Linked DNA regions of Homo sapiens: all the other regions are linked to region 3. A link is a loop called in an ENCODE intact Hi-C map of the cell type or tissue named here. Cell type or tissue: PC-9. All regions are shown on one strand. Links, peaks and the distances in the headings refer to the core of each region. The heading gives the core; the rest is flanking DNA. Region 1 overlaps PRKCE (protein kinase C epsilon). Region 2 overlaps LOC105374584 (a long non-coding RNA gene). Region 3 overlaps EPAS1 (endothelial PAS domain protein 1).

Evidence for each region. A loop is a pair of places that touch in the nucleus more often than their neighbours do. Peaks named below come from ENCODE experiments on the same cell type or tissue, not always from the same donor. Only the 100,000 strongest peaks of a DNase experiment are listed, where the experiment ranks them.
Region 1: it touches region 3 in a loop (8-fold over the local background); 11 of 110 quality-filtered maps call a loop at or near these places.
Region 2: it touches region 3 in a loop (2.8-fold over the local background); 3 of 110 quality-filtered maps call a loop at or near these places.

The regions. Positions count from the first base shown.
Region 1 is chr2:46,175,583-46,182,362 of GRCh38, reverse strand. The region is part of intron 14 of PRKCE (protein kinase C epsilon); the gene reads right to left. Among named protein-coding and RNA genes, the nearest start is that of EPAS1, 120 kb to the left of the region's middle. RefSeq lists an enhancer at 2,615-3,115. In PC-9, for the core only: a CTCF peak has its summit at 2,765; a DNase peak (open chromatin) is centred at 2,832; H3K27ac peaks cover 2,225 bases.
Region 2 is chr2:46,646,609-46,653,388 of GRCh38, reverse strand. LOC105374584 (a long non-coding RNA gene) reads right to left here. Exons shown (of 2, transcript XR_940058.3): 2 at 1-5,374. Among named protein-coding and RNA genes, the nearest start is that of CRIPT, 33 kb to the right of the region's middle. In PC-9, for the core only: CTCF peaks have their summits at 2,466 and 2,666 (motif pointing right); a DNase peak (open chromatin) is centred at 2,678.
Region 3 is chr2:46,362,072-46,368,851 of GRCh38, reverse strand. The region is part of intron 6 of EPAS1 (endothelial PAS domain protein 1); the gene reads right to left. Among named protein-coding and RNA genes, the nearest start is that of LINC01820, 29 kb to the left of the region's middle. In PC-9, for the core only: CTCF peaks have their summits at 3,575 and 3,775 (motif pointing right); DNase peaks (open chromatin) are centred at 3,801 and 5,122; H3K27ac peaks cover 795 bases.

The DNA of each region.
Region 1 (6,780 bases), core at 1,559-4,058, 190 kb after region 3:
AACAAAGACCATCCCCACGGTGACGCACACTGACGCGGGAGGGTGGCGCCTGGGCAAAGGGTGTGGCGACACCTCTTCTGAAGATCTCTGTGGAAGGGGGAGGGATTCACTGACTGGGGAGGATTGCAGGCTATGGGCCCTCTGTGCCTGGCGAAGTGAGTCAGTCCAGAGGGAGGAGCGGGCTGGGTAGGCTGTGGCAACAATTAGGGAAGCCCTGGGTATCATCCCAGAAGGCAAGCCAGGAGCATCCACGCCGGGGGAGCTGGAGCCGAAGGGGATAATGGAGTAGTAGGGGTGGCAGTAAGGAGAAAAAGAGAGTCAAGGAATAGGGCAAGAAGAATATTCCATTTGTAACGTCACTAAGGACGAGCCTTGCCCAGGTATGTGGTAGACCGGTATAATCCAGGCAGAGGGCTGGCTGTACAAGGCGTGTAGGCAGGAGATGCCTTCACCATCTCTCCTAACTTGGCACTCACCACACTGAGGAGGCTCCCTCTTTTCAACTAATGTATGATATAGTGACCGGGATTCTCCAGGTTTCAGAATCATCCCCAGCTCCCTCCCAGATGGCTGCTAATGAGGGGAACCTGTGTATGAAGAACTTCAGAAAATCTGTAAGCCCTCTGGCACTGGCTCTCCCCATTTACCTGATTGTGTTTCACCTGTTGGTCATTAGTGTCTGTTAATCATGGAAGCTGGTTTCATTTCTTGAGGTCAACTGAGCATAGTGGTAAAGCTAGATCCTACAGGATGTCTGAATTTCACGACTTGCTGTTGTGAATCAGGGAACCAGGCTCAGTCAATACTGCTAGTGGTGTCATTCCAGAGGACCTTAGCTCCATGGTGGGCTATCTTGGAGAGCCATTTAGCTCAGCTCTGAGATTCTTGAGGTTCCAGAATCATCTGTGGCATTTGAGAGAGTATGCCATTCTTCATGATCGTTACAGACTTGGCTCACCCATCTCCTTATACAACTTGGCCCCTACCCTACTTTACTTGGAGACATTTCAGGTGCATGTGAGTTACCCATTTCTAATTCAAATAACCATCCCCACTATGTGCAATCTCTAACTGTTAACAGTAGAGGCTTGGGAGTTTTCCAAAGCAAACATCTCTGGGAAAACCCATCCCCTATTAATGGTATGTAGGCAGCACAGCATCGTCAAATTTGCAAAGAACTGCAGATTATATTCTTTACTCGCTGATTTTATTCTTTGAAAAGCTGCTACCTCCCGCACAGAGCAGGCACTGGACTCGACTTAAAGATTCTGAGGGGCAGGCTCTCAGAGACACTTGTTTATCCTGATCCTCAGTCATCCCTGCCTCCCCTAATGCCTAAATGTCAGGCTCCTGGCCCCCACTGCAGAGCCTGAGAGATGACAGTGGGACACAGGGAACAACATTCTAACTCGCCAGTCCCTTCCTAATCCGTGAAGCCTTTTCTACAACCTTTGGCCCACACTTAGGGAAGGCTGAATAGAGTAGGAGGAAGATCACCGGCTGAGCTCATTCTGGTGCCATCCTTTCCTGGTTATTGACGCTGTGAAGTTAACCTCTTTAAGCCGTGGTCTTTCCATCTGTCACACGGGGGTGGTAACAGGCACACTATAGGTTTCCTTGAGGACTGAGTGAGATGTGATATTAGGTTCCTTCTGCAGAACCTGGCATACAGAGTGCACTCAATAAATGATAGCTCCCATCATGCCTTCAAATCTTAGCATTCGTGTGCCATGGGCATGCATCATGCACAGCTTGGTTGTTTCCCAACACAGTGCATGGTATCTGCCCATCAGTGAGTTTCCTGAAGTTAGGGGCTGAGTCTTACCTTTCTTTCTGTGCCTCCAAATCCTGAACTAGGACTGAGCCTGGGCCTGCCTGAACATCCTAGTGCTTCCTCCAGCAATTGAGATGCTTCATTGCACATCACGGCTTTTGGGGTAAAGTCCTGAGTTCTTTCGCTCACCTGCTTCTGAGGCCCTTCAGGAGCTTGTCCTTGCCTCATCCCCCAGGTTCATCTCCCTGGCACTGCCCAACCATGGGGCTTCCTCCTGCTTTCTCTTGCCTCCAGCCTTGCATAGCTAGCCCTCTACCTGGAATGCCCTCCCCTATCCCTGCCTTCTGCCCCACATCCATGCAATTTCCCCACCTCCATGTACATGCCCTTTCTTCAGGAACCCTCCTCATCCCTCCAGGGCTGCTTGAGCAAAGCTTCTTGTGGGTGCCCTCACCATCTCTCCTAACTTAGTACTCACCACACTGAGGAGGCCTCTTCTTTTCAACTAATCTATGAGCTCCTTGCAGGCAGAGACTGGGTTGAACTCACCATTCTATCCCCAGCCTAGCACAATGCCTGGCACATACTGCATACTCCATAGATATCTGCTAGAAAAAATTAATAAATGCACCTCTCTTGCTGCTACTTTATCTAGAGCCAGTAACGTGATCTGGGTTCAGGGTCAGGGGCTGCTGTGCTGTCAGGGGGTGTTTTGATTTTGGGAAGTGGAGGCAGGGAGTTGGGGGGGATGGCTGTAGTCTGATTCATGAAGGGCCTAGAGCCAGGCATCCCAGACCATCACTAGGCCCATGGGGTCTGCAAAACAGGTAGGCTTAGGCCCAATTAATGAAATTTCTTCTCCCAGGACTTGGGGCACTAGAGTTTTCTAATTGCTGACACAAGATAGAAACAAACAGGTTCGACCAGGGTTTGGGAAAATTCCATCAAGACAGATATGTTTAGGGACTTTGTGGGTATGTCTGACCCCTGTGGCTGATGTTAGAGGAAAACAACATTCCGATTCCCTCTGGCATCATTTCAGAAATAAGGTCTTAGATTTGAGAAATCTGGGACTGACTCTGGGGGAAGGGCACATTTTTGGTGTCTGTAGTCAGGAAGGGAGGAAATAAGAGTTTCAGGTCAGTCCAGATCCCTCTCAGAGACTGGGCCTGCCTCAGAGCTCAGGCAGCTCTGAGGCCTAGAGACTCAGCGGCTGTGGTGGTGTTGGGAGCCCAGGGCAGAGGTAGGCAGGCAGCGTCAATGCTTACTTCCTGTCTGGCCAGCACAATCTCTCACAGCCCTCACTGTGCTGACGTCATAAACTTGAGCTTTCGGAGGAGCCAGCAGTGTCTGCTTCTGTCTTCATCTGATTCCCAGGAGATCAACAGATGACTTTGTTTTAAAGCACTGAGAAAACTCCCTGATCTTACAGGCTGGGGCATAGGGCTAGCTTTCATGTGGCTGCCTTATTGGTCCCTGCCTTCCCCCTTAACTCTGCTTGGCGTGACAGCAACAGCACAAGTAGCATAGTGACCCCAACCCAGAGGTCCTCTGCCTCATGGGGTGTGACCTGAACTGAGACATGCTGTCTCTACGTGGTCTCCTAAATGCCAGCATCCTTCTAGGTCCCACGTGAGGCTCCTTCTTATGACTTCCGTAACTCCAGTCTCCTTCCACCCTGCCCTCCTCCCGGCTCCTATGGCACTGTCTGGATCATGCATTTAGCCCCTTCTGCTATTTCATGTGTATTATATTCCCCATCATACCCCTCAAGGTACCTACTGCAAGGCAGGGCACACAGCAGATACTTAACGTTCATTGGCCGGAAATAATTTTAGTCACTATAACAGCCAAATCCCAAGTCCGTCCTAGCTTTGAAATGTCCATATTCTTGTCTATGCTCCACTTTTCTCTTTTAAATATTCTAAAAGAAAAAGAATTTAAACAATTAGAACACTTCCTCACCATTAACTAGATCCTCATATAGATACATATATTCTTCATAGCCATACATTCGAATTAAAAGAATATATGTGTATATGTTTACACACACATACTGATGTGTGAAGTTAAATGAAATAAGGAAGGTATCACTGCATAGTGCCCTGCCTGGCAAAAATGAGAATCTAACTCTCAAGTTAAAAATTTCTCTAAACATAATCATCTGTCATCCCTTCTTCCTCTTTATAATTTTGTTAGCCAAGAAATGTTCATACTTTTGGATTTTCTTTACAGTAAACAGGTCAAAATGTATAGAGGGGTCATCTGGCACTGGACTGCCCATGGAACTTTCTACTGGGAGTCCATGGCAGTGCTCTATTTTTTTTTGAGACAGAGTTTCGCTCTTGTTGCCCAGGCTGGAGTGCAATAGCACAATCTTGGCTCACTGCAACCTCCGCCTCCCGGGTTCAAGCAATTCTTCTGCCTCAGCCTCCTGAGTAGCTGGGATTACAGGCATGTGCCACCACGCCTGGCTAGCTTTTGTATTTTTAGTAGAGATGGGGTATCTCCCTGTTGGTCAGGCTGGTCTCGAACTCCTGACCTCTGGTGACCCACCTGCCTCAGCCTCCCAAAGTGCTGGGATCACAGGTGTGAGCCACCATGCCCAGCCATTTTTTTTTAAATCCATATCCTTGGTAGTGGCCAGAAGTGACTGCTCAGTTCCTGCCTCTGCGGTCTGAACAGTGCCAAGTGCAGTGGTGTTACTTTCTACTTGGCGTGAACCCTTAAATTACATTAACATTGTCTAAGATAGTATCAATGTTTTATAATTTCTTAAGTAGCTATGAGAAAACATTGACACTATCTTAGTTGTATCAATCCAATTTTACCATGTTATGAGTTGAATTGTGTCTCCCCAAAAAGATATGTGAAGTTTTAACCCCCAGTACCACAGGATGTGGTCTTATTTGGAAATAAGTTCTTTGCAGACGTAATCAAACGAAGATGAGGTCATTAGAGTGGGCCCTGATCCAATATGACTGGTGTCCTTATAAGAGGGGAAATTGGACACAGAGACAGACATGCACAGAGGGAAGAGACACAGGGACATATGTGTGAAGACTGAAGCTGTGTGGCACGAGCCAGTGAAAGTCTGTGGCTACCAGAGCTGAAAGAGGCAAGGAAAGATTCCTCTGTAGGTTTCAGAGGGAGCAAGACCCTGCCAACACCTTGATTTCAGACTTCTAGCCTCAAACCATGAGATCATAAATTTCTGTTGTTAGATAAGCCACCCAGGTTTTGGTACTTTGTTATGGTAGCCCTGGGCAACTAATACAAACTCCAATCTTATTTTTCTGAAATTGATTTAAAAAAATTTTTTTAAGTATATAAAGTAGAGAGATGAAATCTCGCTGTGTTGTCCTGGCTGGTCTTGAATTCCTGGGCTCAAGTGATCCTCCCACCTCAGCCTTCCAAACTGCTGGGATTACAGGTGTGAGCTACCATACTCGGCCTGAAATTGGTTTTTAAAATCCAAACGTAATCCTTTACACTTGATTTCTTCTTATTTTGGGACATATTTCTAGCCTGTCAAGATCACCATGATTCTGCAACTTACCTCTCTGAATCTCAGTGTATTTACCTAGGAAGTAGAGATAACAGACATACCTAGCTTTCTGAGGGTTATAGGTAAAGCTCAGATAAACCCTAAAATACAATGCAAATGCCATTTTAATTCTATCATCCATCTTATCTGCTGTATCCTCCAGCTTTATGTCATCCTAAAATTTGATTGGCATGCCTCCTATCTCTCTGTTGGGACACTCATGCAAATATTGTTTAGCACAGGATCAGGACCAGAGCCCTTTGACCTGGCCCCTGAAACAGCCCTCTCACATAGGTGACATCAAGTCCCACCAGCACTCTTTGGGGTGTGGTTGTGAAATTCATTGAGAAGCAACCAGCCATGGTCACTGTTTTCATTTTGCTCAGTTGCTTTGCTGGAATAAAGATACAAATGGCTGAGCATTTCTCTGCTGGAAATGAAGTTAATTGCTTCAAGTGATTACTACTGCCCCCTAAATGTCCACAAACTATCTTCTCATTAAGAATTTATAGAAACTTCCTTTAATAATATCAATTTCAAAGTGTCCTAAGTTCACATTTTCCCAGTTTCTGAATACTGGGAGACGGTTTGCCTTTCTCCTATCACTTGGTATCATTACTCTATCCCATCATTTCCAATTTACCAAGCAGTAGGCAGAGCAGATTCTTCCGTAACCTGGAATGTAATTCACCTGGGCCTACACTGGAGTCACCTGGGGGAGCTTCAACGCACGGAGCTGCTCGTCCCACTCTAGGGATTCTGTTGAACTGCTTTGGGATCTGGTCTGGGCATGGAATAATAGGGCTCCCCAGGTGAGCTTTATTAAATGTAATTTGCCTCTCTTGGGTTTCAATTTCCTCTTAGTGGTTTTCACCCTTATCTTTGTACTTTGGAGCTATTTCTCTTTGGGGAAAATTGGAGGCAAAATAACAGGTCTGCTTTTTGCCATTTTTTAACACAGTGGTTCTCAATCCTGGCTGTGCATAAAAACCAAACACAGCCATTTAGACACCTGAGAGTCATCCTAGACCTGATGAATTGGAATCTCCAGACGGTGAGTTTTTAAAGCTCCATAAGTGATTCTGGTGGGCAGCCTGGTGGAGTCCCTCCATATAAAGGCCGTGGGTCTCTTTCTTTCTTCTTTTAACAATTTCAAAAGGCCTGTTTTCATTGTTGTCCAAAGGCTTTTTCAGGAGCCTAAGACCATACTAGATTTGGCCTCCTCCAACACATAGCAAGTTCATGCTATATACTGGCATTCCTTCTCAGCTTCATGACTTCTTGGTCTATTTTATATTGGTATTTATAAAATCAGGACATCTGAGAACTCTCATGGAATCAGACTGGTTTCTTTAAATGCCGATCTGTGAGAGGTAGCTTAGTGGCTTAGCCTTCATGCTCTACAGCCAGACTGCCTGAATTCCATGCCTGCTTCTCCAGTTACTAACTTTGTGGCCTT
Region 2 (6,780 bases), core at 1,607-4,106, 290 kb before region 3:
GGTCCCTCTTAGTTCAGGGAGTGAAAGCCTGGAGTTTGGGGGCCAACTGTCCGTCCTTCAAGTCCTCCTCACAATTTCTCTCCAAAGGCCTACAAAGTGTCTCATGCAAAACAGATTCTTCAGACCTGACCCCCTGTTCCTCAGTTCCTATGGTATTTTATGTCCCCTGCCCCACCCTAGACTTTTACTACCTTGCACATTTGGCCATTTTCTTAAATTACCAGCTATATTTTTGGTAATTATAGCCCATGTATCTTATCACGCCAATTACCTAGTGAGTGACTTTGGGTTTAAGTATGAGTGCTTAAAATGTTTCTGATCCTTTGCTAAGTGCTGTGTATAGACTATCCCATCTAATCTGCATAACAAATCTATGAGGAGATGTCATAACTTATTACCCTCATTCTTTTGAGAGGAACTAGGGACTAGAAATGTCAACAAACTTGCCCAGAGTTCTGGCTCGCTCTGTGAGTTGAGCAAGTTATAGCCACTGTGCGCCCCAGTCTCTTCATCTGTAAAATGGGGTGAATAACAGTGCCTACTTCATAAGACTGCCAGGAGAACTAGATGAACTAATGCATAAAGTGCTCAGGACAGCGCCGGGCCCATTGGTGTTTGTACCTGGTTTGCATTTCCATTTCTCCCTTGGCTGCTGTCTTCCTCAAATCATTGGCATCCATTATTGGGCAAATTCCATTCCCCACCTTGTCTGGATGCTCCACCCTGCCTTGGGCCAGTGACTGGGGCCAGTGACTGGTCTGTGTGGAGGGTTTGGATGATGGCTGCAGCAGCTTTGGTGCCTGGCATTTCAACCCTGGTTTCTTGGGTCTTGCGGTGGTGGCTGGGGTATGGCAGATAAATAAATGAACATCTAAGAGGCAGAGCTGGATGTAATCCAGGGGGTTTGATTTCAGAGCACAAGTTCCTACCTACTATCTGTGACTTCTTTCCTTGTTGACTGTGTCTTGTTCTGTTTCTTCTGAAAGCTTTGGCAGGGACTTTGATTTTCATTTTACAGATGGAAAACTGAGCTATCATAGACATGATCCAGCCAGGGCCACACACCTGTTTCTCTTCCTGAGAATTCCATGGTGATACTTCCTATATTCATATGGACCAGGCACCATTCTGAGCACTTTACACATATTAACTAACAGATCTCACATGCAGTTTTAGGCACAAAGTGCTGCTATTTATCCAATTTTGCAGATAAGGAAGCTGAAGCACAGAGTGGCCTGATTCTGTGATCATTCTTGTCCTCTGCCTGAGCCCTCCCTCAGAACTGGGGCCAACTAATTCTGCATGCAAGGCCTACAGCAGGTGCTCTAGGTTGGTAATCTAGGGACTGAGTACCAAGGTACTCGTTGTACCACGCTTTGCCCACCTTTTCTGCATTGGTCTGTGGCCAAGGCCTCAAATTGACCCCAGATTTCAATAAGTGTTTCGGCCTAACTTCCATGGGTACATCAGATCCTCCCAGTCTGGCTCACTGCCAGGTGACCAATCGCCATAGTTTGCCATGAGAATGTCCCAGTTTTGAAGCTGAAAGTCCTGTGTTGCAGAAAACCTCTAAGTCCTGCAGCTATTTTCTGACCCAGCAATGTTCTGCTCCTTAGTGGTTATTAATCCTTGCAACTTCCTATAGATTTCCAGAGGATAACCTCTCTTCTCCAAATGATCCCCCAAATCATTTCAATTTAGCAGCAGCTGCAACACATTTTAAACCACAAGAGTATAAGCAACATTATTAGGGATACTCTCTTTCCTGATGAAAGGGATCTCTTGGGTTTACTTTCCTAAAATCACACCAGAAGAACATAACTAGCCAAGTCAGCAGTTTCCTCTCTGCCCTTCACACATGACCCACTGGGCTGTTATTTAATTTTCCCGCCCTCCCTCTGCATTTTCGTTCTCCCCAAGCACTTCTAATGGTTTCCTTTCTGTCAAGGCAAGCAGCATAATGCAGAATAAAGAGATCTGGGCTTGGCATCTGGGAGACAGCTTCAGTAGAGGAAAGAGCATGGGCGCTGTGAGCAGAAAGATCTGGTGTGAATCTTGACTCTGACATGCCGTTTTATGTCCTTGTATAAGTTACTTAACCTCATTGCACATCGCCTGTAAAAGGATAACATGAGAAAGTCCGCAGTGGCGTACGTAAAGTGACTTGCACAGAGTGGGATGTGATAGACATTAGATGATTGATGAAACAGGCCTCAGTTCAAGATGGGAGCTCCTGACAGACTGGCAGGTTCCTGATCCTGATGGGGTAAATGTGTCCAGGGAGGTGCCGCTGGGCAGCTGTTACCTGCCTGATGTGGTCTCCTGACTGGATTCTATGCTTCTTACCTTTAATGTCACTTCCCTAGGGAAGCCTTATTATAAACTCACAGGCTACTGTACTCTTTCATAGTGCTTTTCATAAGTTGAATTCAAATTTTATTTCAGTAATTATTTTATTTCTATCTTCCCACCTGACCACAAACTCCCTAAAGGCAGGGACCATGATCTATCTTGTTCACTGTTGTAGCTTCAGCTGCCAAATCAGTGTCTGGCACACAGTAGGCATTCAATAAATGCTTGTTGAATAAAATGAATAAATTAAGTGGCCATTCAAAGGTACTGGAAGAGAGAATTCCGTAAGGAAGCGTAGGCAGTAACACACCACTAGATGGCGCTAATGCCATGCATGTAAACTATCCCACCAGCTTTCTCAAACCAGAGTGATGGGTGGCTAACAGTCAATTTCCAATTTGACTTGGAAGTGATTCCGCCGAGAGTGTAACATCTTGTACTGAGCACCATGCTAGGCAATTTAACAGTTATTACAATTCTTACAACAATCACAGAAAAAAGTAGCCCATTGTACAGATGATGAAATAAATTCCCAGTAATTTTAAGTAAATTTTCTAAAGAGACACAACTTGTAGGTGATGCAGTAAGGCTCTGAACCCAGATCTGTTGGCCCCCAAGCTGTGTTCTTTCCAGAATATCTCAGTGCTTCCACTTTAGTGGTCTAATGCAACCAATAAACAAGCTTCCTGGTGCGATAGGGCCCCCTGCCCACCCCCACAGTTGGTTATTTTATTACGTACCCAGTTAGAACTCTCCACACAGTCATTGATTTCTTAAAAGTCAACTTATAAGAAAGGGATAATAAAAGGCAGAATAGATTCAATGTCTCTTAAACCAGACTTTTACATCTTGAGCTCCATTGATGAGCGAAGTGTAGCATTCTGAGGAAGGAGGAAATAATCTTTAACGTATCAATCAATCATCGATAGGTCTTCATTCAGCACCTCTGTTGCACACACAGGGCTGAGCAAACACAGATGGGCTTACAATCTGGTTGGGGACAGAAGACATGCACATATGGGACATACCAATATACAACAGTACCTAAGTACCTTGTGGACGATATATACAATATGAGCACTAGGAATCCGGAGGCCAGAAAGATTCCTGTGACTGGGGTGGTCAGGGCTGACCCTCACAGAAAACACATTCAAGGAGACAGCAAGTTAACTAGTCCCTTTCTACTCAAGGTATAGACCAAGGACAAGCGGCATTGACACCACCCGACAGCTTGTTAGCAATGCAGAATCTTGGGTCTCTTCCCTGACCTCCTGAACCAGAATCTGCATTTTAACAAGATATCCAGGTGATCTGCAATGTTTAAAGACTGTTGAGGATCCAGTGTTTGTATTCATATCTCTTTAAAGTGAACGAACACTCTAATTTCACTGTTTAGTTTTAATTTGGCATTTTGTTTTGCTTTTAGAAGAATGTACTAAATACTCTTAAGCTTCTGCCATTCTTCACTCCAAGAATCTATGGAAAATCCTAATAGCTAAATCTTCTGTGGCCTGGTGATTTCTTAACTGGAAGAAAAGCTGTTATCCGAAGCACCTTTTCATGTATTTATGCAACAGGAATTATTGTTCAAGAAACTAGACTTTAAAAAACCAAAGATATATTTTTTTGAGTGACTAAAGGAAGTTTACGTTATGCTCACTACAATTCGGGTACAGTCTAATTCTTTGCAGATTGCTAATCTATGTATGCTAGACTATGGAACCACAATACTAGATCACGTTTCCTCAGGTCATTCCCCACCTCCCCACACTGTCCCCCCATACATCATTTTGAATCAGTGGAAGTTGTTGTCATGTGGAATTTGTAATAATTCTGATAGAGAAAATTAGACACTTCACACACCAGTACATGGACAGGACTTGTTTTAACATCTCAGTAAGAAGTGACAGTGGCCCTGTGTCTAACTGTGGTTCCATGTCTCTTATCCACTCGTGGAAGCTGGGTGCGTCCCTTCAGAAATTCAGTGTGGCAGAAAGAAAAGAGCACTAGAAAACTAAGCAAGAAAACATTCCTCTGGAGAACCCTGACTAACATAAAGCCCAATCCCCATCAGCACACAATATAACAAATATGCATATGGACCCTCTCAATCTAAAATGTTTAAAAATAACAATATATAACTAAACTGGCTTGCAAAAATCACTCATTGTGAAAAAAAGAAAACTAAGTGAGAAACCATAGGCTCAGGGCTGACACACGTTAGCTGTGTAGTGCCACTTCTCTGTGTCTCAGTTCCCATCTATGAATGAAGGAGGTGGAATGAGATGGTTGCTAATGTTGCTTCCTGGTCTAGCATCCCATGAGCCTAGTTAACTAGAAGTTAGAGGATGGGTAGTTATTCATTAAACCCAGAATACATAGTCCCAAACAGAAGGGGCCATATGATCCTTACTTCCAGATATAAAAGTTGAGAAGGCTGGTTACCATAGCAACTCACCTTCATGAAGTCATTTATAAATTCAATTTTGTAAAGTGACAATATTATGTACTGGCACCTGCAAAACTCCATAATGTTTCCTTTGCTTCCATTCTTGCCCCGGGCGATGGTGCCAAGAATTGTCATAATCTAGAGAAGCAATCAGAGTTCTCAAGCTGCCTTTCGGTCTGCTAGAACAGAAGGTGCTGACAGGGGTGGGAGTAAAGGAAGGCCTCCTTTCAGTTTACTAATTCTGCAGCCGCCCTTCACAAACTCCAGCAAATATTTTGCGATGTTGCAAGGTGTTACGAAAAGTGAAAAGCAAGCTGTGATTCAGCTGGTACGAAGACTTTGCAAACAAAAAAGAGTGATCTGTTTGCAGCAGACTATTACTTCTGCCAGAGCCCACAGACTGGAATACTAAAAGAGGAATTTCTGCAAGACATTGCCATCATACTTACTGGATTTTCAAAACAAAACCAATTTTAAATTGTTTGGCCTGGTAGGTTTCACCTTGTGAACCTCAGATTCCTGGGAGCTGTAGAGTCACTGCAAGGGATCTGCAAACCAGCGTGCATGTTCCGTCTGTAGAGTGAATGAAAAATATGCTCATCCATATGGATTACTTTTCAAATACACATAAATGTCATTGTGATGAATACAAGAAATTAATTTGCAATGTTAGTGAAGATACCTCAGCTCGTTATGAATTTTCGTAACTGATATTCAAAGTAGAGCCAATATCATGCTTGAGTTTAAGAAAACTCTTTTTCATGTTGAAAAGCAGTCTTCACACTTGTCAGATCACTTGTCTTGGTTCTTGGGGCAGAGGATATGGACACCTTACCATTAGGAGAGAAGCTTTCCCCCAGGATTGGCTCTGCTTTCACGGCATATGTTGGATAATATACCCACCATTTGGTTTCTAGAACCTTAACATTTGATAGGAAGACATTTAAGTGGCTCGTTGAGCCCTGTTCTTCCATGAGATACGTCATCCCTGAATATAAGTAAGATCTGAGCAGTGGACACAATTCTAGTCCAGACATTTATGTAAGAAATAGAAACTAATTTTGATTTCAAGCCTCCCTTTCTTTGCATTGTCAGAAACTTTATCTCAGTGAACTTGTGGATTTCAACCTCACCTTCCCCTGGAGTTGTATCTAGTTTCCGGGAGGGGGCTTCTGAGATGCAAGATGTGCAGAAAGGGAGGGGGGAAGGAGAGAGAGTGAAGGATGTGGTCCTCAAGATCATTCTTCCACACTGGTATTTATTGAGACATTCTTCACTCTTGTCTGTGTGACCCTTTCGGATTCAGGAGCACTCTCCATTTCTCTGATGTGCTCTTGGGCATGAAGAGACATGCTTCTTTCTCACTGGGGCATGGGAAACTTTGCACATCTGCCTACGTTCTCTTCAGTGGGGACCCATTATGCACCCATTTCTCCTCTGGGGCTTCACTGAGGATGCAAAGAACATGTCTTTTCTGCTCCCAAGTCTCACAAAAACATCTGCAATTGTGTCACCTTCCCAGGGTGAAGTAGCACACAGGATCCAGAAACATCTCTGCCCTCTGTACCTTCCCATGAATTCACTTCCTCCCCCTAAGAAACTCTTTTCTACTCTTGTTATCTTTTCTTCCAAATATTTTATCTATGCCACATTTGTTTGTTTTTTCCTTCCCATAAGGGCAACTTCTGAATCCAAAAGCCAGGAACATACTTTTATTTCTCTGCCTCTTATTATCACATCTCATCTCTGAGATAAGGAGTACAAACCAGGCTAGCTGTCCAAATGAGGGGAAGGAAAAACGAGGTAAGGAATTGGCTAATATTATTCTGCTGATTAATATAGATTTCACGAATCTAGGGCCTGCAAGAAAGGAGGTCAGCCCCAAATGAAACCAAACACTGAGCAAAAAGTGAATTTTTCTAGAATAATTAAAATAGGACCCCCAGCATTGGTGCAGTTTTTCTACTGGCTGTTGGTAT
Region 3 (6,780 bases), core at 2,731-5,230:
CTCCATATTATCTCTCAAAATCTTGGTTCTCTCACAGACTTTAAATAATGGCTTCACTGTCTTGTTTACTTGGCCTATCACAAGTTAGAAGTGATGCCACAGTCTCATTATTACAACTCTACTTCAGAAGGCATGACTCCTGGATACAGTCCTATAATTTATCCTTGTAGGGGATCAATAACACGGAGAGGAAAGCAGAAGCAGAAAGCAGAAGCAGTGGCTCCTCATTTCCTGTCTCTGCTCTAAACCCACCCCCCAAACAGGTCAACTTGCATACATCTGTCAGACCAAATTGCCCTAAAATACTACTTGCAACCTGCCATACTCTTATTTAAGTATCTACAGCTTTCACTTTTGCCAACCACACCAACAGTAAATGCTGCGTAACTTCCAAGTCCCCCCAGAACCTACTCTCCATCTTTTGAGCAATTTGATTTTCAACTCATCTGTAAAATGTTATGTACCCTCTGTCATGGAAGACCCCTCTCCCCTCAGTTCCCTATGCCTGGAAAACTCATTCTTGCTGCAGAAGCTTTATGCCTTCTCTTCTCCCCTCTTCTCCAAGCCCTGACACCTCCAGGACCAGCTAAAGCCTCATCTTCTCCACAGAGCCCTCTCCAGTTCCTCCAGCACAACGTCTCTCGTGAAGTCCTAAGGAGTATGCACAATATTACAGAAAATTATGCATTTGTCTCCTCACATCCTAGGCTGTCAACCCCTGAACTCAGGGACCACTTTCTCCTTTTGCTTCCTCTATAACGGGTGCTTAGTAAAAACCTCAACAGCTGACCAGTAGATTGATTTTCTCTTTGAACCTACGGTACAAACAGACACCTGTTTATCCCAGCACTGCTAAGGAACCTGGGCACTAAGGATCTACTTTTTTTTTCTAGAATAATATGATTAACTGTCTCAATGTGTGTGCGCACACATGCACGCGCACACACACACACACAGAACCTGTCATGATAGTCTATCCATCCTTTCTTCATTCTGTAAGTCATCTGGTTTTGAAGTGGGCAGAGAAGAGGCAAGTTCTCTGCTTGGGTGAGAATTTGGGGGTTAAAGCCTTTGTCAAACAAGGAGCAGCTCAACAGGGCTGAGAGGCTTAGGTCTCAGCTGATTCAGCCCAGTGGAGATTTCTCCAGTGAGATCCTAGCAGCTCATTTGTGCCAGCCAGCCAGTCTCAGAGCAGAAGGATCTGTCCCGTCGCTTGGCCCTGAGCAGAGAGGTCTCTGAACTCATTAGCAATGGATACATTATCTGGCAACCTGACCCTGGGGCTGGCGCCCAAGTACACCTTGGCAAAGGTGGAGACTGGGGGGAACAAGGAGACAGAACAGTGCTGGTCCTACGATCAAATGGCTTCGCTGCTGGGTCGGATGACTTTCAAGCTTAGCCTGGGAACTAGAACTGCATGAGTAAGCCCTGCTAACAATGGTCTGGCCATCTGCAGGCTCACTGACTTGCCAGATAAACTGCTTCTGTTCCTGGGCAGGTCTAGAATTTTCTAGAGACCCTCCAAAATGAGCCTACTGGCATTCTAGGAAAGATGTCTTTCTACTCTCTGAAGGAATTAAATTTCCTTTCGAGATTAGAATCTTTAAATTAAAATGTTCAAAGTAGATGTTTATTATAATCTGCCTCATAATAAAATGTTTATCTAATTAATGTATCATCCATTCAAAGGCATACAATGGGCATGTTTTGGAAGTGGAAAAACAAACCTAGATTTCAGAACTGCCAGATATCTTCCCAGTAGCAGCTTTCATTTATCTTGTCAACTAAAATAAATATTTAATGTCTTTCTTCATTCCTTTAAACAGACTACTATAAAAACTGGGAAATACACCACATCCCAAACACAATTGAAGAACATTTGAGTTGTCAAACTTCACAAAGCCAGGAAACCCCAACTTAAAGCTCATGGTCATTCGCCCCCACGTGCAGGCACGTAGACGCCAGTGGGGAGGTTAATGAACCGAGCTTGTTTATAAGGTCGCTCCTACGGCACACAAGGGCCTTCCCCGCTCATTTCCCCCAGGCTCCAGACAAGCCTTCCGAGCTGGGCTGTGATAACACAAGTTCATCTGCTCTCTCCATCAGGGGCCAGGGAACTATTTTTTTTTCTTTCTTTCTAATTAAGGACCCCTGACTCACTGGGAAAAAGAAAATCAGTTTGAGGTCACCCGTAAATTTCAAAGTCAACTCAGTAGGGCTGTTCTAAGAGAAGAGAGAAATGTACAAGGACTTAATTCACCAGATTTCAAACATAAGAACAGAGGATACTTTTTAATAATAAAGTCAAAAAACAGCAGACCAAGGATGCAGTGAGGAGAGAGATGCAGATAGATAGTCAGCCACAAGGAGGCAGAGGAAGGATGAAAGGAAATAGAAAATACAGCTTTAAAGGGGGTTGTTAAATTCTGAAGTTGGTGTTACCCCAAGTAAATACGTGGGTCAGCTCTCTGAGCACTGGACTTCAGAGTGAGATGTGCCTTCAAAATGTAAAATGAATGATTCATTGCTCTTTACTCTCAAAACTGTTTAGAAGCTCTATTCAAAATACACCACCTACAGCAGAGTGCTCGCAAAAAAATTATTCTCTTGGCTACAGCGTGAGTGCTGCCACCTCAAGTGGCAGAAAGAAATCCACCCACAGGCCTGAGAAGGCTCGCTCTTCTTCCCCGCATGTAATCGCCAGCACCCGTCCACGTGCGGTGCAGCGCCACGGTGCCTGACTTCAGATGCCACCGCCTGGAGTCACGCAAGATCTGGCTGCAGTTTTTACCCCTGTTCCCTACACGAGTAAAGGATTTGCTAGGTAAATTAATCATGTAAGCAAGATGGTGAGAGAGTATTTAAACTGTTTAAGAGGATGAAAGTTTTAAGTACTTTGTAACCACCTATTTGTTTTCCAAAGAATGTATCTGCTAATAAATACTTCAAGTCGGCTTGCTTTCCTTCCACACTCTGCCCATCGCCTCTCCTCAGCACCCCGTGATTTATCTCATTTTGGTTTCTATATGTGCTTATAAGCTTTGACACTGCGTTTCCTTACTAATATGTACGCTGTTCACTAACTCAGATTTCAGTGCCTTCGGTTGGTTTTAATATATTTTCATCTAGATTTTGTTTGCTTTAAACAGTACTTAAGCCTTGTGTTTTCCTCAAATACTACATGGTTATATGAAATCTATACAACCAGCTCTGTAATTAACGGGAAATCCATTTCTATCCTGTCTGTGGAGTGTTACAGGGTACCTGTAGGGGTAAGAGTATACATAGGAAGGTTGTGTGTGTGTTTTACCACTTATGGCTCTTTATAGTTCTCCTTACTGACATTATCTTTAGGATCCTCAACGTTTCCCTCACTTTCACCATTTTTACTTATTCTCAACTTCTTTGTAGAAAAACAATTCACCATAAATTTATCCACAGAACTTGGAATGTAGGCATCTTTATTCAACTGTAACTCCTGATATTAATATGTCCTATGTTCCCTAAATGCAATGACAAAACAGGGTTGCCCTAAAGTTCTTTACCTGTAAAAATTGTATGACCCTCTTTGTTGATTTGAAATTTTTACTGTAATTTTGAAACCTCTTCCCCTGGTGATACTGCTCCTATCCACATAATTTGGTTTTATAATTTATTTCTAAGATACAGGAAGACTCCTACAACTGACAAAATCGCAGTGGGATTATATGATAATTAGAAAGGCCTGGCCTCTATCTCCCTGACGGCTTGGCTTCCTTCACAGTTACCTCTTTCACCACTAGATGGCACCTCCACATGAATTTAAGAACCACCCTATTTTAAAGTTAAACTACTTGGGAACAACTTTTGTCTTCCTTTTGGGTAAATGGAATGTTGTATTTTGTACCATTCACTGTGGTTTCATTAAATGGCTTATGTCTCAAACTCTCAACTCCTGAAGATCAGGAATCATCTCTTTTACTTTGATGTAATGGTCTCTGGCACACAGTTACATAGCAGATGCACAGTAAATGACAGTTCGTAACTGGTTGCTCAGTATTTCGGGAAACAGAGTATATTGCCTATGTTTGAGTCGTAAATGAAGAAGAGATCATTAATTCCATTAATAATCAGGATATTTTTCTTTTACCCTGCTACTCAACTTGCTCCCCTTGTCTAGAGCAGTTGACCATAGGTACATAAATGTGACCGACATGAATTGTTATGAAATTTACTTTTAAAAGTATTTACTATTTTAAAAACAATTAATGCAGGACTTAATATGGTACTCTGATCCCTCATTAACAGGAGGACAAATGCATTTTGAACCATCTGTATTCCTTTATTCTATTTCAGATGTTTCAGAATAGGTTGTTTCAGATTCAACTGATTTGACCTGAGAGTTCAATGTAAAATTAGAGTTGTCTTTTCTCTCCCTTCTTTCCTGTCGGTTTTCATCTTTTTCTCCATGACCCTTTTTCTTTTTTTGCTTGATTGTGTCTGTGGTCTCAGTATATATAAGACAAGTACCAAACTGCTTCAAAATTGATTTTGTGGATTCTAACTGCCATACATTTTCTTCAGATTCTAACTTTTCTTGTAGGAAAACAATCCCCTTTGTGGGAATCACAGCACCTTGTGTGTCTCAGATGTCATTAAACCTAGTGAATTTCCTGATTAAAATGGAGAACCCCTCACCCCATTAGGTATCTTGGACAGGCATTGGTTTTTGCAGGATTTGTCTCTAAAGGGGAATTGAGGCGGAGAGTGTATATATGTGTGCATGTGCATATGCTTCTCCCCATCCCACCACAAAGAGTGAAAACAAAACAAGCTACCAAAACCAAAAATATCTCAGGCCTCATCAAAGCAATTAAGATATAACACTTAGGGATTAAGGACTTAAAATAGTCACTTCATCAACTGTCTAAGCCATGTCTGTGCCCTTGTTAACTAATCTGCTAATCGGTTAAACACAACTTCTGTGTGACACAGCATTCTATGTCTTTAAATGCTTCTACATGCAGCTCTCCAGCACCACTGAATTCAGACTTGGGGCCATGTAATTAGGTTTCTTGAAAGGCAAGATTTTGCTGAAAATGCAGTGTGTCTCGCAGAACTTATAAGCAATATCACCCTCTACATTATGAGTCACAAAGCCCTAAATCACGAGGCTTGATACTTCCTTTAAGCCAGAAGCTACTCTGGCTACCAGCCCTGAGCCAAACTAAGAAGTCAGCACAGCATCTTTCCCCTTTCTATGTACATTTCCTCTCCAGCCACATTTAGACATCCAATTCCTTGTGTTTCTCCCCCTCTTCTTTTGTCCAAAGGTTAGTACCTTCAGAAAATTACCTGAAACTCATTTAAACCAAGATAATGAATAAAGGATAAGGCTGAATTACCCCTTCCAGAGGATTTCTTCTCACTGTAACAAGGATCAAAATCTTAAGCTTAAAAAAAATCTCTTTTCTATTATGTAGGGATGCCAAGTTATTTTCTAGGACAGTAGGGTTTTCCCAGTGCTTATGGAGTTATGTTACGGATGTGCTTCATTCACCAGGGTGAAGCACGTATCTGACTTTCATCATCCCCAGCACTATATATGCTCCCAGGCTATATGGCTACGTCGGCTTGAGCCACTTCACCTCAAAGCCAGTGACACAGGGGCTATGCAGTGGGATTGTCCATGTTATCTCACAAGACTACTGAGGTACACAAAGCTGTGTCTTCTGCCCAGAATGTTCACCTGAATACAAAGACTGCATCTGATAAATAACCTTACCTATAACATGGATTCCTGCAGTGCCTGTCACTAAAAGTGCAATCTTCTTCTTGAACCACCATCATTATCACCACCACCACCACCACCACCACCACCACCACCACCACCACTACCACCACCACCACCACCACCACTAACAATTACAATAAATGGTGACTGTGTCGAAGTTCCAGGACGGAAGGCTTCATGCATGACATTTTCTCCCTATGAGGTTAGAGCATTTCTTTCTACTTATATAACTACCCACTAGCTCCAAAGGCTGTGAATCCTGGCCCTACTGTGGTCAGAACTGAAGGACAGGAATGACTCAAGGATACTTTTACAAAAGTTCTGAAATTGTGCCACAAGTGGTGGCCAACTCTAAGAAGGGGCGACCAACCAACACCAGGCCGGTCTGGAATCAGAGGAGAGAAACCCCATCCTGGAGAGGAGGGTCCCTCCCATGAAGAAACCAGATGCCCTTGGGATGTCCAGCTGATAAGAGAAAAGTGGGTAGGCCTAGGGGAGGCTGAGCAGGAGCTTTTTTTCCTGGGGTTCCATGGTTTCCTGCTAGCTGAGGAAGACAAGGCAGATTCTTGCTGATCTGGGGGTCAGATTCTTCCTCTTCCTGCCCCCCAGCCACTAACTGCCTTCAGAAGTGGTTTCAGCTCCTTGAGTTTAGTGGAAGATTTTGCTTTGGAGGAGGCCAAGGACAGGAAGTAAGATATAAGCAATAACAAGAAGCCTCACATGTGTTGTGGTGTCTGGACTTCTCAAAGTGCTTGCACAGCCATTATCTCATTTTACAGTGACCCCATGAAACAGGTTAGAAAGTGTTATCTCTATTTTGGAGAAGGGGAAACTGAGATCTGAGGGTTTCCTGAGGAGAAACCCTAGAAGATGAGAGAAGAGTGGCAAAGAGTTGGGGGTGGCAAAGAGCTGCCACAGGAACTGTCACCCTGGGACACATGGCGGCTCTAGATGCTGCAGAAAGCTGAGGTCAGGCAGGGAGATCTCTGCCAGGAAGGGCGCATGCG